Regions from separate parts of the Mus musculus genome. Here region 2 is linked to region 1. Evidence: chromatin loops called from intact Hi-C (ENCODE). Cell type or tissue: left cerebral cortex. All regions are shown on one strand.

The links. Peaks named below come from ENCODE experiments on the same cell type or tissue, not always from the same donor. Only the 100,000 strongest peaks of a DNase experiment are listed, where the experiment ranks them.
Region 2: it touches region 1 in a loop (5-fold over the local background); 40 of 42 quality-filtered maps call a loop at or near these places.

Annotation. Positions count from the first base shown.
Region 1 is chr2:49,354,017-49,362,016 of GRCm38, forward strand. No RefSeq gene overlaps it. Among named protein-coding and RNA genes, the nearest start is that of Gm25215, 40 kb to the right of the region's middle. In left cerebral cortex, a CTCF peak has its summit at 4,977 (motif pointing right); DNase peaks (open chromatin) are centred at 4,338, 4,556 and 4,963.
Region 2 is chr2:49,723,077-49,731,076 of GRCm38, forward strand. It overlaps Kif5c (kinesin family member 5C), which reads left to right. Exons shown (of 26, transcript NM_008449.3): 12 at 1-73; 13 at 4,815-4,883; 14 at 7,041-7,247. Among named protein-coding and RNA genes, the nearest start is that of Gm46738, 20 kb to the right of the region's middle. In left cerebral cortex, CTCF peaks have their summits at 4,297 (motif pointing left) and 7,943; DNase peaks (open chromatin) are centred at 3,544, 3,772 and 4,276; H3K27ac peaks cover 1,616 bases.

The DNA.
Region 1 (8,000 bases):
ACACACACACACACACACACACACACACACACACACACACATTATAGGTAGAGAATAAAGTTAAGTGTGTTTGGGAGAAAAAAAATTGAAACCCTTAGGTCTTGGTGGTTGGGGGTGAGTCTCAATTCCAGGGAGAGGAATCTCTCCCCCTGAAATAGGTAGGAAGTGGGAACTTTAGGCTATTGACTAGCAGATGTACTTATCTGGAGTCTGTTTGGTCCATGAGAGGTAGAACTGAGTGGGTTTCCTGTAGCTTATGAGTTTACAGAGGAGATAAGAACATGAGTTAACAATATGAACAGTCTTTAAGATGAGCTTATGGGGAACCTTAAGCCTTTCGTGGAGCAGAAGGAACAAGAAGGGCTTTTTCCTTCTGTCTAGGAAACTGAATATACATAATGAGAAACAATTTTAAGTTTATAATTTAGAGACAAAGAATATTCAAAACCTTGACCTTGTGAATATAGTTGATCATAAGAGAAACACCTTAAGTCTATAGTTAAAGTACAATCAAATGAAACTTATATTTGAGTATGATAGCTTATATTATAGATTCAGCATGAAACACTTTACACTTAGTTAAAAGACAATCAAGAAAACTTAAAATTTGGGGGCTGGCGAGATGGCTCAGTGGTTAAGAGCACCAACTGCTCTTCCAAAGGTCCTGAGTTCAAACCCCAGCAACCATATGGTGGCTCACAACCATCTGTAACGAAATCTGATGGCCCTCTTCTGGAGTGTCTGAAGACAGCTACAGAGTACTTACTGTAATATAATAAATAAATAAATAAATAAATAAAATATATAATAAATCAATAAAATAAAATAGAAGAAAAAAAAGAAAACTTAAATTTTGAATTTGTGATTATACATTGGATCGTATAGTGGAATGTCTTATTAGGGTTAGGCCAATACTTAAGAACTCTGCTGGTCAGTGTTAGGACAATGGGATAGCAAGAAGAGGAAATATGAAGCAGTTAGTTGCTGGAAACTGAGCTCAGGTAAGGAAGTGACAGGTTACACCTGTGAAAGCTTACATCTGAACTTGTGCATCATTTGTCATGAAGTCTGTAAGAAACCTGGCAGTCTTAGCCAGTGAACAAGTTTATTAGTGTAGTAGTAAGGAGCTAGGTCTGTTTTCTAACTGTCAAGCTACTGTTAGCTTAGCTGTCAATGAGGTCAGAAATCTGGGGAAGAATAAATTATAATCTAGGAGCCATGTATTAATTAAAAATGACAGAGTTCATCTATAGTCCACTGCCTAAACAGTTCCCAGGTCCCTGTGGTCTCCATAGCAACTTCAAGCCCAGAATGTGGAGAGCTCCCCCCCCCCCCCCCCCGTGGAATAGACACATGTGAAATGAGAAACGACCCACCTTGACTTAAGGCAATATGAGGCATTTGACTCTTAGGATATCCAGTTTTGCCCACAGTGTTACTCGGTGGTTATCATACCACAATCCAGGCAGTCTCTTGTAGCTATGTCCATTATCCTCTGAGATCTTTTGTTAGGCTTTGGGAGGTTCTGTCTGTCATAAGCTGAAATGTTCATAATTGGCAGACTTCTGACAAGATTGAGAACAGTATCTACTGGTCATATCTGAGTTAGACAAGAGAGTACACTAGAATCTAATGACAGTAGCAAAACTCATTTACCAAGGCAGGGATACACCAAAAACCTTAACTGTTCAGTGACTTTGACAGGTTGCATTAGCATTAGCAGAGAAACACTTGGCTTAGAGTTGGTGGCAAACCTGGGTGGTTACTAGCAATCCCCGAGTCAAGGCACCAAATGTTGTGTTAGAAGGCGGCTCATATCCGGACAGATCACACCAAGCCAGCACAGTCCCACGAGAAGAGGTTTATTGGGGGTGGGGGAGGAGTGAGGAAGAGAAGAAGAAGGGAAAGAAGGGGCGAGGAGTTGGGGGTCTCTGCCTTTTATTTGGGCTGTGACGTAGTCACATGCTTCACCGCACACAGGTGAGTCACACAGGTGAGGAGCACGCTGGGAGTGTGTGGCGGTTGCCATGGCAACATACACAAGAGGGTCCTTGTCACCTAGGGGTGATGTCAACATTGGATTCAGAGGCAACTGGTGACCGCAAAGCAGTTTCTGATGCCAACGCCATTGTCCCACACAGCAGAAATAGAAGCAGCAGCAGCTGGGTAGGCCCAGCACAGTCTGAGCTCTAGGAAGGACTTCCAGGAAGCAGGCCCTGGTGTTTCCTCCCCTTTCCTAAGAACTTGCCTCTAAATTCATGTTGCCTCTCTGGCCTGGGCCAAATCCCCTTCATCAAGGGCTATTCAGTCCAAGCCTGAGATCTCCACCTCTGTAATGGCCCTCATCTATAGGTAGAAGAACAAAAGGCTCTTACTTCTCAGAGGGGTGGGGTGAAGAAGGAGGTGGGAGGTTGGAGACATCCCTTGGTCATGTATCAAAGAAGATTTTGCATTTTCATAGAAATAACGATTGCTAAAAAAATATTGCTGTTTGGGAGAAACACAGACCCATCTATGCACAGGGTTTACATATTTACAATGATATTATGGTCCCTTAGAATACTCAGCATCAAACAAACAAGCCAGCTTGGAACCCCTGTACCACTCAGATAAACACAAAATGCTTTCGTGCTTCTTACCTCCGCTCTGACAAGAGTCCTCCTGGTCCCTCTTGTTCCACTCTGGCTCTAGCAACCAAAAAGTAGGAACATGACTTCCCCAGTAGGAGATAGATGAAGCCTGATACTTTTATTTAAAAAATAAGTTTCTTCTATAGCTCTTTTAGTCAAGCCCAGAGTAACATGAATTGAGCCAGGACCTGAAGAGCTGATGCTAAGCCAGGACCTGAAGAGCTGATGCTAAGCACTGCCATTCACCAGTAGCATGGGATCTGCTTGGACGCCTCCTGCTCTTAGTCTGAACCTGCATACTACTATTTGCCCTTCCTCCTTTGTGGGTTTTATGAGAAGCAGATGGTACACATAAAAGCGTTGTCCAGGACGGGCCGTGAGGTACCGCCACAGGAACTGTCAAAGCAGGGGCCACCTCTTCTCCATCCTCCCACAGCGGCTCCTCTGCCTCAGCTAAGGCTGCCTGTGCCCAGGAAGGTCCTCCCTTCCTGACCCATGGGCCCAATGCAGGGAAAGGAGGATGGAAAAAAGGCCACCAATCCCTAAACTTTCTACAGAAACCCACCAATCCCTGAGCTCCCCAAGCTCAGGACTTGAAATCCCACCAATCCTCACCCTGGAAATCTCTGCCCAGAAAAGCTCCGCAGGCATCTATAGGCTTTGAACTGCACATGGACTTGATCTTTTCCCAGTCCTAGGAGCAAAGAGTTTGACTTAAGGTCTGGCCAAGGAATACTTGCCAGCTTCCCAGCCTCCTCCCACCAGGGACTGGTCTCCAGATCCCATTCAGTTCTTTGGAACTATTTTTTTTTTAACGTATTTTGTTTAGAACCTTCACTTTCACACACAGTATGGTAACCATCACTTGAGAGCATTATCTAGTGAAATCTCTTCTCCCAGCTTGCAAAAGTCAAAGCAATTATACCAAATTCTAAGAAGTGTAATAAATAAGTGACTATATATTCAATCCATCAAGTGCCAATTTCCTCTTCCACGTGTCTTTCATCTTCACTTTGTGCTTTCCCAAAGAAGAGCAGTGTAGGAGAAAATGTTGATGGCCCAATCTGTGTGACGAACAAAGTGAACAGGTTAGCTCTGGTTCCACAGGCATCTACCATGGGCTTTGTGGGGGAAGATTTAAAGCAATACTCTTTGGAGTAAAGATTACCTACTTAATTCACTGAGAAGTAAAGGTAAATGTTTGTTTGTTTTGATTTTTTTCTCAGTGTAGCTTTAGCTGTCCTGGAACTCACTCTGCAGACCAGGCTAGCCTCAAACTCACAAAGATCCATTCATCTGCTTCTACTGAGTGCTGGGACTAAAGGTGTATGCTCTGAGGCAAACCCTTTGATACTTGGGTTAGACAGCATATACAACATCTCAGTGGAGGGGAGTGAGCCATCACAGAAACAAATACCATTCATGCATCTCTGAAGCACCTGGCCAGGGCTTGAGTGGCCAAAGATAAGCCAGACATGTTCCATCCATTCAAGAAGTGTATAGTCTACAGAGAAACAGGCTTGATGAAAGATAATACTTATTTGACAATGGGTGTGTCTTTGGAATCAAACAAGAATTATTCCAAGACAAAGCTAAAGAATAAGATGGGTGATTCAAGCAGCTGAGTCACAAGTGTCACTGGGAACAGCTTTCCAGTCATCCCCACAGATGGTTCTGAAGATATCATGAGCATCTTAGAGTTGCTGTGTCACCTCTTGAGACACCACTCTGGAGGGGAAAGTTAATTGTGTGTGTCGTGCAAGCTCCAGCTTGTTTGGTTGGTTTTGTTTTTAGATCATACACTAGAAAGAAAGATCCCATGACTAAATACTTGATAGACAAAAATTTCCTCTGAAGTTCCCCAAGCCTTTGAGGATGTGTTTTTAAGGCCACATAAAAAAAGAAACATTAAACTGCAGTTCTTTACAACCTCTGCCTGCGCTTCATCTGTGAGTTCCGCCCACTTTCCAATACTGCTAGAGTCTCCCCGAGGAGAAACACCATTCTCCGCTCTAGGATGCTCTGTTTGGACACCTGGTTGCTGAGCACAGCTACTTAAGAAGCCTCTTGGGGACATTCTGGAAGCACCGACTTCTTCTTGGGACCCTATATACCCTGTGAACATAAGACAGAGATTTGCATCCAGACCTCGCAACATCTCCACATTCTCTGGACTGGGGTTTCCTAGGGCTCTATGGCCAGGAGCTTCTTGACCGCCTGTGGGCAGCTGCTTTTCAGTGCACCCTCTCATTTACAAGATGAGACCACAATATCCAGCTCCCGTCTTGGCACTAAATTGAAGCACTTCATGGCCTCCTCTCTTTATTCAAACAGTCCTGAACATCTGGCCACCAGCAGATGGCCCCATCACACAAAAAAGTCCCCCATGAAATTAAGCCAGGGCCTCAAGACCAGGGCAGGACCTTAACAGGCCAGGTTCTCCTGAGATTTCTCTTGGTTTAAGACAGAGTTGAGTTCCAAACAAAGCTTGTGTGCTGGCTAGGGTTCTTGGTCAACTTGACACAAGCTGGCGTGATCTGGGAATAGGAACCCCAGTTGAGGAATTATCCCCCAATGGATTGCCTGTATGCGTCTGTGGAGCATTTTCTTGATTAATGATTAGTGTGGGAGAGCCCAGCCTCCTGCTGGCAATGCCATCCCTGGGCATTGGGTCCTGAGTTGTGTAAGAAATGTGGATGAGCAAGCCCAAAAGAGCAGGCCAGTGAGCAGTGTTCCATGGTTCTGCTTCAGTTCTTGCACCCAGGTTCCTGCCCTGAGTCTTGGCTTCTCTCCATGATGGGCTCTAAGCTGTAAGATGCAATACATCCTTTCTTCCTCATGTTGCTTTTGGTCATAGTGTATAGAAAGAAAGAATAGTTAGAAAGCAAACTAGGATAGCTTGCATGTAATTATCAGAATGGGGTCTGGACAGAAGGCTGCCATTCTCTATGTACGTCATAGAGACAGTATCGGCAAGTGACCATAGAGTGGGGACAGAACTCACAGACTGCAGGGGACAATGATAGCCAGACAGAGTAAGGCCATTGAGAATTAAGGCAACACAGATATTCCTTTCCAGGGTTTTTCTTAGAGAAAAAGGTTGTAGGAGTGTTCACAGTATGCTCTATAAAGGCTGAAAGCACCTTAATTCTTTTATTATAAATAGATTTCTTCTAACCTTCTACTTGAAAGGCTGTGCTGGGGAGAGAATTAGCCAAGGCGTCGACTGTGAGGCCTGAGCATTCTTCCTCTCCACTCGATTGCCACCCAGCCCCCCTCTGCTGGCAGCTTCCTTGAACTGTCATATTATTTGAATACGTCAAGGAAATAATATATTTATGTTAAAAACAAGCATGAATAGATTATAAAGCCAGATGCAAAATTCACATGAATTTTTAAGATAGAAAAGGCACTTGAAAGAAATTTCCTATCAGTTGCTTGGGGGCACACACTCACTCTTGTCAGGGCTACTTCAGTGGAGAAGTTTGAGAAGGTCTGATGAGGCTCTGGGGAGCCACTAAGAAGATGACTCCTGGAGACCAAAAGAGAGATTAAGGCCCTGTGTTGTCAAAGTCAGGGCCGTTCCTAAGCTCTACCCATGAATAAGAGTACAAGTTGCCTGTTGGTCCCATGATCTGGAAAGCCATCCAGTTTAGGCTCATTAGGAGTCTCAAGTGACCACAGAGTGGCCCAAGACAGGTAAAAGGCCTGCAGACCCAGCTAACCACGTACTTCTAACAAACTGTCTCTGTGCTCCCTAGCTTCTGGTTGGCCCAAAACTCACCTCCAAAGGCCACGCCTAGCTGGGGGAGGCCATGAGGTTGTATTCATCTTCGTGACAGCACCAAGATGAAGCGAACCTCTCCGTTTTCTAAACACAAGAACATGTGGAAATGAGATTCAGGAAATAGTTAACTTTGAAGACAAGGGAGGCTTTCATGCCTTCAGTGGAAGACGCTGCCGTAGCACTTTGGATGGCAGAACACAGCCTCAGATGCAGGGAACTGTGCGTTCTACTGTGGCTGCATCTCCCTCCTTTCCTGAAGTCGAGCGGTTCCAAACACCCAGGTGCCTTGGCGGGGTTCTAAGCTCCTGGGTGTCAGGGTCTGTCTCAGGACCTCTTCCTAGAAGGCACTGGCTTGGGTACTTTAAAGTCCCCCATGTACCACCTAGGAAGCTGCAGGAGGGTAGATGTGCCCCGCCCCCCACCCTCTGAATTTGGTGATTGGTGAACAGGAAAAAGCTCTAGCCTGCCCTCTTTTTTTCTTTTCTTTTCCTTTCTTTTCTTTTCTTTTCTTTTCTTTTCTTTTCTTTTCTTTTCTTTTCTTTTCTTTTCTCTTCTCTTCTCTTCTCTTCTCTTCTCTTCTCTTCTTTTCCTTTCTTTTCTTTTCTTTTTCTTTTTTGGTTTTTGTTTGTTTTTCGAGACAGGGTTTCTCTGTATAGCCCTGGCTGTCCTGGAACTCACTTTGTAGACCAGGCTGGCCTCAAACTCAGAAATCTGCCTGCCTCTACCTTCCAAGTGCTGGGAGCCTTCCTTCTTTCTAACTCTTTCTGTTTCAAGACATCTGTGTCTTTGAGTCACATTAACATTTCAAAATAAACAAAATAAAACCAAGTCTGCTTGCAAGGGGAATGTTCCAGATTCTAATAAATTCTTTTCTTCCCGGAAGGCAATGACACTGGGTCATGCTTTTGTCTATGACTCTGTTCCCTCCCCTCAGCAGGAAGAAGTTCGGGCAGATCTAATACACGGAGATTACTTAAATAATCCCTACTTAAAGTGGTGTGTGGCTTTAATCCCAGCACTCTGTGGATAGAAACAAGCAGACAGAGCTAGTTCCAGGATAGCCAGGGCTTCACAAAGAAATCCCTGCCTCAAAAACAAAACAAATTTTAAAAAATCAAACAAAATAAACAAAAAACCAAGAGGAAGGAGTGATGGGCAGGCAACACACACAGAGTTTTGTTTTGTTTTCTTTTTCTAAAAAATTGAGACAGGCTCTCTCTATGTAGCTCTGGCTATGCTACATTTCCATGCAGACTAGGCTTTCCTACATCACAGTGCTGGATTAAAAGCATGAGCCACTGGATGCCTGTGAGCATCCACTTCTGTATTTGCCAGGCACTGGCAAAGCCTCTCAGGAGACAGCTATGTCAGCCCCCTGTCAGCAAGCTCTTGTTGGCATCCGCAATAGTGTCTGGGTTTGGTGGTTGTTTATGGGATGGATCCCCAGGTGGGGCAGTCTCTGGATGGTTCTTCCTTCAGTCTCTGCTCTGAACTTTGTAACTCCTTCCATGGGTATTTTGTTCCCCATTCTAAGAAGGATCAAAATAGAGCACAGGGTCCCCAATGAAGGAGCTAGAGAAAGT
Region 2 (8,000 bases), 370 kb after region 1:
GGACGGCATCTCTGCCGAGAAGGAGAAGTATGACGAGGAGATCACCAGTTTGTACCGACAGCTCGATGATAAGGTCTGTGGTTCAGAGCAGGCGCCCCATCTCCGTGGGCCCGAAAGACGCCACTCAGCCCCAGTGGGCCAGTTAAAGAGATAAGTTATCTCCTAATGGTGAAGAGATAAGAGGAAGAGTTGATTGTGTTGCCACATCAGGGGGAAGAATGTGGAAGGGGCTCCATGACCCCAACCCCATCTGCAGGGCACAGACCTGAGCATTATGTTTAAATAGGGGAGACATTGGGATGGTAGGCAGTGTGTGGGGATAGCCTCAGTTTTGGTTCTACTGGATGCTTCCAAGAACTATTGCTTGTGTGGACATGTCAGTTCCTAACTGCCCGGAGAGCTGCCATTTGAAGACTGCTCTCGCCCTGTGATAACGTGTCTCCCAGAGTCTGTTGTTATTGGAATGCAAGGGCACTACAGGTTTGGGTTACCAGCTACAGACCTTCAGGTACTCTTTGTACCATGTGCCTTGAAAGGGGATTTGATAGGCTAGGTATCATGCGTTTTAGATAGGCCCTCCCTGAGTATTAACTCTGCTTCTCTGCGGAGTTGATCAGGTGACTGGCAGAAAGTAAAGAGAGATACAAAATGAAGATAGAGATGGTAGGCTTCTATCCTGTTTTTCCTTGCCTCGTGGGGTTAGTGCTCTCTCAGAAGGCAGCTCCTGTGTGCCTATTGTATACATTAGCCAGAGACTGGTAGTCTTCACTCTGGTACAAAGACTGAAGGTGGCACTTGCAGTCAACCCCCTGGAGCTGAGGTAGGCTGCAGACCATTATTGATGTATATCTTCCTGATATCTGTTTTCTAGCTTGATTACTACAGAAAGTTATAATCAAAAAGAGCTGGGGGAGGGGAGAGTTGGTCTAGATAGACAAGACCTCACTTCCAGAAATCTGGGTAGATTATTGCAGAAGAGGACGGCAGTGTGAGAGTATGTGGGTGTGTTTGTCTCCTCCTTCCTTCTCCGTGCCTTTCCCCTCTCTTCTCAGAGAAGTCAACAGTAGCAGCCCCACTAGGTTCAGGCGACTCCTTTGGCTCAAGTGTGAGGCTGATCACATAGCTGCATGGCCCTGAGCTCGGACCTAATCACTTTAATGACTGACCCCTCTCTCCTTGTGAAGCTCTTCCCGGAGGCAGACTAATGGGTGATGCAGTTTGACCATGTTAACTGGGGTTGCTTTCTCCTAGGACAAACTCAAATAGTCATGTGACTAGAGAAAAGATTCCTTGAACAGCAGGTCTCACTCATCCCCAGTAAAGTCCACTTAGGAACCCCGGAGGCCCAGAAACTTAAATCAGTGCGCCCTGTGATGCTGGCATATTGCCCTTGGGATATCCTAAGCGCTTTCAGTTCATTTCATCAAGGTTGCTGATATTTTCAGTCTGGTTTAATCTTTCTTGGGGTGGTTTGGCTCAGGTGCTATGGGGACACCTCTGGCCCGGATGTAATAGTTTTGTTCTGGGAATGCCACCATTAATCTTACAGGGCTCTGTCTTTGGGTTACAGCCCAGAGTCTGCTATCACCTTTGCAAGCTGAATGTGACTGGTTGAGGATTCTCCTTTGCTTGTCTGTGGTTCTCCATGTTATATGTCACCCAAACATTAAAGCAGGGTGACCCTACCATTCCACAAACACATCTCAGAAGATACCCATGAGAACTGGGTACTTTGCCTTTCGTGCTGAGTCCCCCCCCGCCCCCCTCCCCCCCGCCTGCCTTTTTAAACCTGGGTAATTGTACTCAACACCTCAATGCAAAAGTAGATCAATAGTAAGTTAATAGTTTTTGCAAACGTATTGATTTCTCCAAAGAACTGCTATTGTTTTCAACAGTGAGGAAAAGCCACACGCAATCTCTTCCTCACTTTACAGATTCCCACATGTACTGATTCTTGGATGACAGGTCAGAATTGGTTCTATGATGCTGAGAGATATGGGAGAGAGTGGAGCACAGAGGTGATGCCCCGGAGGACATCAAAGCTCTCGGTCTACTGTGCCGCTTGACTGTGTCTTATTGGCCGTCATTCTCACGTGACCTCTCAGACTCTAGAGGAAGGCCCCATGCTTCCAATGATTTAGATGTTTAGATTCTTTGAGAATGCATGAGTTGGGACACAGTGTCTTCTTCGGTTATTGAAGTCTCTGGGATGGAGTGGGGCATTCGCTGGCTGGTAGCATGTCTTTCTTAAGTTTTCACAGCCTGTAGTTGACAGAGCAGGAGCGTGTTTTCCTAGCTCTTGACCTTGAGCCCCACACTCACTTCATTTTGGCCTTAGCCCTTTAACCAAGGAACTGGTTAGGCTCAGTACGTCTTTCTAGGACACAGTGGGAGAAAGATTACATAGTTTCTCCAAATCCCTCTGTGCTATTCCTCATGGGTCTAAGAAGAGATAAACGCAAGGTCCTGATCCTTGATGGAGAAGCTCGCACTTTGTAGTAGACCTGCAGCTTAATGATAAGAGGCGCAGGGACGACGCCCGTGCTTACCTGTACGCTATTCTTATCTGTAACTGAGGGCTCACAGATGTCACTTCAAAGATTGTTATGGAGACTAAAAGTCCCAGGTAGATAACAGGATGCTGTAAATACCAGGTTGCTCATCAGTCTCCTCTGTGGGTTCTCTTTGCTTGATGTAGAAGACGCCTCATATGGGGCCGTGAAAGGCTGTCAGTACAGTGGGAGGCTGGGTTCTAGAGTAAAAATATACACGGTGGCTTTGTGTTGCTCACGGAAGGCAGTAAATTCAAGAACTGTAAGTTGACTACATACTGTACTAATGACTGTTTATCAAAAAACATATCCAGATTTGGTGACTTTTTGACAGCGGAGGTGACCGTATCATTTCATGTATAAGAAAAATCCAACTACGAAATTAATTTCTGAAAAGTGCCTTGAAATCTTTTATCTCAGAGTGAGCATGCTTAAACATGTCCTGAGAGATACACTCGACGTGCAGAAAGTACAGCAAGCACACCTTATTCAGAAAGGCCTAGGAAATTACAGTGAAATCAGATAGACAACACTAATTCCTTAGAAGGTTGCCCTCATAAGGGGCAAGCCTACTCGAAGGCTTGTCTCTAAGCACTGATTTGCCTTCTCGGAGAGCTCTGTTTTAACTCTCTGGATGGTTTCCCATCACATCTTAGCTTGTCACCTGTCGGGGAGGAAGGCTACATCTTCAGGCTTTGCCAAGAGTGCCGTGTGCAAGCTCAAGCCACATCACCCTGTCCCTTCTTATTTTTGTCCGTCCCTTGGGGGCAGTTGTGGATTTTGGGTTGTTTTGCTTCGTTGCCTCGGGGAAGTGATGAGGTTGAACTTTTTGGGTCTTTTATTTTAAGCTCTTTACTCTTCTTGTGCTGAGGAGCAGAAATATAAAATTGGTCCTTGTAACTGACATGCTAAATGTATGAAGCTGAAGGAAAGCATGGCCTAGAAAACAGTGAGTTAGCTGTGCAAGCGCCAGTTCTTGGCAGTTTTGCTATGCTGTAATTTCTCTGATTCTTTTTGCCAGAAGGATTTGGCAAGGAGGGAAATAATCAATATTCTATTCACCATGGAAGAAACATCGGTGTATAAAGTTCAGTGCACACGAGCTTCCTGAGCATACTAGTGAGATCGAGTATATAGGAAAGACCAGAGACACAGGACGAGGGTGTGCAGAGCCTTCCCTGCACACGTGAGAGTGCTGGTGCTCTGGAGGGTACCAGCTACACCATCCGCTTAATCCCGTGCCGGTGATGGCGTAGACTCCACCATACATGGTGCAGATGTCTGTGGCAAACAGGTTCTGTGACCAGGCTCCGCCATTCACCTGCCTCACCTCACCTCTGAAGCGGATCCAAAGTGCAGGAGAAGGGTCCTTCAATGAGGAAAACACTGGCACAAACCTGTGTTTGAGGAAAAAAACTTGTGTTTGAGGAAAAAACCTGTCACAAAGACAATGTAATACACTGAGCTGTTATTTGACTGCTTGGGGGTGCCAGCCGAGACGGGCATTCCAATAGGACTTTTATAATGAAAGGAGATGTGAGCCTGGAGCCACATTGTCATTTTTTTTTTCACAGAATGTGCTTAAAATTTCCTTTGAAATCATGAAAACAGAGCAGGAAAGGCCACATTCTTCCCTAGTGGTTCCGCCTCAAGCCTGCTGCCTGCCTGTCCTTCACTGGAGGTGGCTTGCTGGTGGGGGAGAGAGGCAGGCAGAGCACTCTTGCTTTCTCAATAGCAACACCTAGTGGCAGTGAAGAGAGCTGTCGTTTTCCTGTGTGCTCACCCAGCCGGCTGCAGGACTTTGCTTGTTTTGCTTTTCAATTGGCAAGACTATTGGTTGCAGTCAAGAGGGCCGTCTATTGGAGAAAACTCCACGGAAGCTCGAGTTTTTTTACTCTAAGTAAATGGGCATGGTGTAGTAGCCCTTTCTTCCCGTCACTTGGCAACATTCCTGGTCACAGATGGGCTTGCCAGTTTACATCTTTATTTGGGGAAGGATGTCTCTGTAGTCCCTTTCAGTCCCGAAGTATGAGACCCCTGGTTTCTGGATGGGCAGGATTTGGGTTCTCCAGGCAGATGTTACCTTTCCTAGAAAGAACTCTACACGGCAGATTACCAAGCTCCTGGAATGGCCCCTGCTGCACTTTCCCCATCTAATGAGTGAACTCGGGACTGGCCTCTTGGTGTCTGATTCTGGAAGGGGAACCAGGATGTCAAAACCGACACAACTAACTAAAAATTAAACATGATGTTTCATTTCAGGATGATGAAATTAACCAGCAGAGCCAGCTGGCTGAAAAGCTGAAGCAACAGATGTTGGATCAGGATGAGGTAACAGACACAATGAATTCTTTTTTACAGAGGGGTTTTTTTTTTTCTCTCTCTCAATCACTTTTCGTTGATAATATTAGTCCTAGAAATACAGTTTGCAAATAGCCTTTTTTTTCTTTTTTTTTTCTTTTTTTTAATTGGGTATTTACTTCATTTACATTTCCAATACTATCCCAAAAGTCCCCCACATTCTCCCCCACCCACTCGCCACCCACCCCAAATAGCCTTTTTTTAAAACCTTAAAGCGCATGGAGATTTCTTGGTCGCCCTTCTCTCAGGGTCTGCTAAAGGTTGGTTGTGGCAATGTGTAGCCAGCAAGCTCCTGACTCTGTAGTACTCTGAGCCTCAGGGTTGCTCTGTGCCGCACTTAGTCTTTGGGGGGCGGGCAGACACCTCTGTCCCGGGGAGGGTGGTGCTTGCTCAGTCTCTGCAGCAGCATCCCGTTATTTTAGGCTACTTCACCTCTACGAACTGCCTCATAGACAGAATGGTTTTTGGCATCTGAGTATAATTAATCATATTCACCCCGTTAGCCTCTCCTATCTCACCGGCCTCTCCTGCTTCTCTGTTTCCTTTCCCAAGCCCTCAAGAGTCCATGTAGAACAGAAAGTACGTGGCATTTGTCTTCCTGAGTCTGGCTTATTTTGCTTATCATGATGATGTCTTAGATCCTTTCCTACAAATGACATGATCTCCTATTTCTTTACTACTAAGTAAAACTTCATTGTGTGTATTTATATATCTATTAATCGTCTGTCTGTCATCTACCTACCCATCATATATTTACCTACTTGCTGATTTGCCTGTCATCCATCCATCCCGTCTACGTCTGTCATACTTTCTCTACCTAGTCGTCTGTTGATGGGCACCTAGGCTGGTTCCGTAACCTGGCAGTTGCAAAAGGCTGGTGTGTGTTTTAGCATAGACTGTGTCCTCCTGTTCTGCCCTACAGGGGATACACAAACAAAATCAAAAGTAGACCATCAAAGAGGAAAGGCAGCTGGGGCCGTAGTGCTGCTACTCTGTATTTGGTACACTAAAAAGGAGGCCACCTGGTTTCAGCACCCCCCCGCCCCCCGCCGGCATTCATTTCTACCACAAATGTCTTTTTTGCACCGTTCTGCAGTGGATTTTACAAACAGGAACCCAAGCCAAGCACAGCCAGCCGATCTACCAGAGACAGCATTCTCTTGCTGAGATCACCTAAGTATTTTTCTCTTTTGTGCTTTAAGATGCTTCGTTGCTAAAGTGCCTTTGGTTGGCTTATACAGTGCCGGCAGGTGGCAGAGATCGATGTCCCAGTCTCAGCCCCCACACCCAGGGAGCTCTGTAACCATTTCCTTCCTTTCTGCTTCCCATCATCTTTCCAGTGTAATGAGTGTGGTTCTGCAGGGAGGCAGGCTGTGTCTTTGGAGTCATGTGAACCCTGTTTAATAGATTCCTACCTTAGCTGTGGTTGTGGCCACTTATGTTCCCTGTTGTCCGCTTCCACATGTACTCTGCATCTCCAAGAGTGGTTCAGCTGCCTTGGATCAATTCCTTTTGTTACCATTCAGACTTTAATATTTTTTCCTTGCAAACTGATAAATGTCCATTAAGGAAATCAGACAATAACAATGGTAACAGCTACATGAAACATCCACAAACCCAGGACCTCATTTTACCATGTGTATAGATTTTAGGGTATATTCTTCTATACAGTTCTGATAAACAGTAAAGGAAAGTAACTTCATTTCAAGTACTGTTTGGGTGATTTTGAAATGAACTTAAATACAATATGAAATTGTGGCACTGTTTCCAGCGGCTCTGCCAGTGTACTGCCACTCATTAAAAGCAGTTCTCCCATCTTTTGTTTAACATGAAAAAGCCAACCAGCTGTAGTGCCCTGGTGTACGTGTGTGTGTGTGTGTGTGTGTGTGTGTGTGTGTCTCAGTCTGACTTAGAGCATAAAATTCTTAAAAGGTAAAAAAGAGAAAAGATTTTTGAAATAACACTTGAAAATGTGTTTAGCATCTGTAACACACGGTGAGAGTTCTCCACAATCTGACTGCTCCCAACTTGTTCTCCCGGATCTGGTTTTAAAATTGCTTTGTGCAGGGAGAGCGCAGGTCGTTGACATATAATTAGTGCACTCACCTGGCCTTCTCCTTGCCCCAGCTCCTGGCTTCCACGAGAAGGGACTATGAGAAGATCCAGGAGGAGCTGACACGCCTCCAGATCGAAAATGAGGCAGCTAAAGACGAAGTGAAAGAAGTCCTCCAGGCCCTGGAGGAGCTGGCTGTCAATTACGACCAGAAGTCACAAGAAGTGGAGGACAAGACCAGGGCCAACGAGCAACTGACTGATGAGCTGGCCCAGAAAACGGTTGGAGCAATGGTGTTAAAGGGGGCGGGGCTTCTCTGTTAACAAATGGGAAGGCAGTTGGCTGAGTGCTTATCTGTGTAAGACTTGGTGTGCTCCCTGAGGCCTCTCCTCCAGTCCCTTCACCACAGACTACCCAGCACAGCTGCTTTACACCCAGGAAGCTGATGACATCAGCAAGAATGCTTTCTGGAAAGGGTTAAATGCAGATGCTAGATCCAGGAAAAGCTTAGTGAGAAGTTTGACTTTATGGCTCTTTTGGCCTCAGGCGAGATTTTTAAACCGTCCTGAGTATTCATTGCTTTATTTCTCAAAAACGACAATAATGTGCTTCTTCATGGCACCTGTGTTAGTGACACTTTACGTAAAGCACTTAGCAAGGACCTCTGTGTGTGGTCACTGAATAGCACCGAAAGCGTTGTTACTAAAGAGCAGAGGCAGGGGATGCCCAGGAGTTCAGCAGTCCACAGTTTACATCCTGCTGAATGACAGTGTTCCCCGACTTCCCACCCTCTTGTCCTAGTCGGAAGGACAGAGGTAAGCTGGCCCTGTTCACTGGCTTCCAGCCGAGGGATCGCTGTATTTCTGGTTCCTCCCTGAGAGACAGCTGTTGTGGGTTTTACTTGGTGGGCTAGTGACAGGTAGTCTGCTGTGGCCGGTGAGCATTTGGTGATGTGGCGGATGCCATGCCCTTTGCTGCCTGGAGATGGCTCACAGAGAAATTGAGTTGCTGTAGCCTGGTGTCCTTGGTGGCTC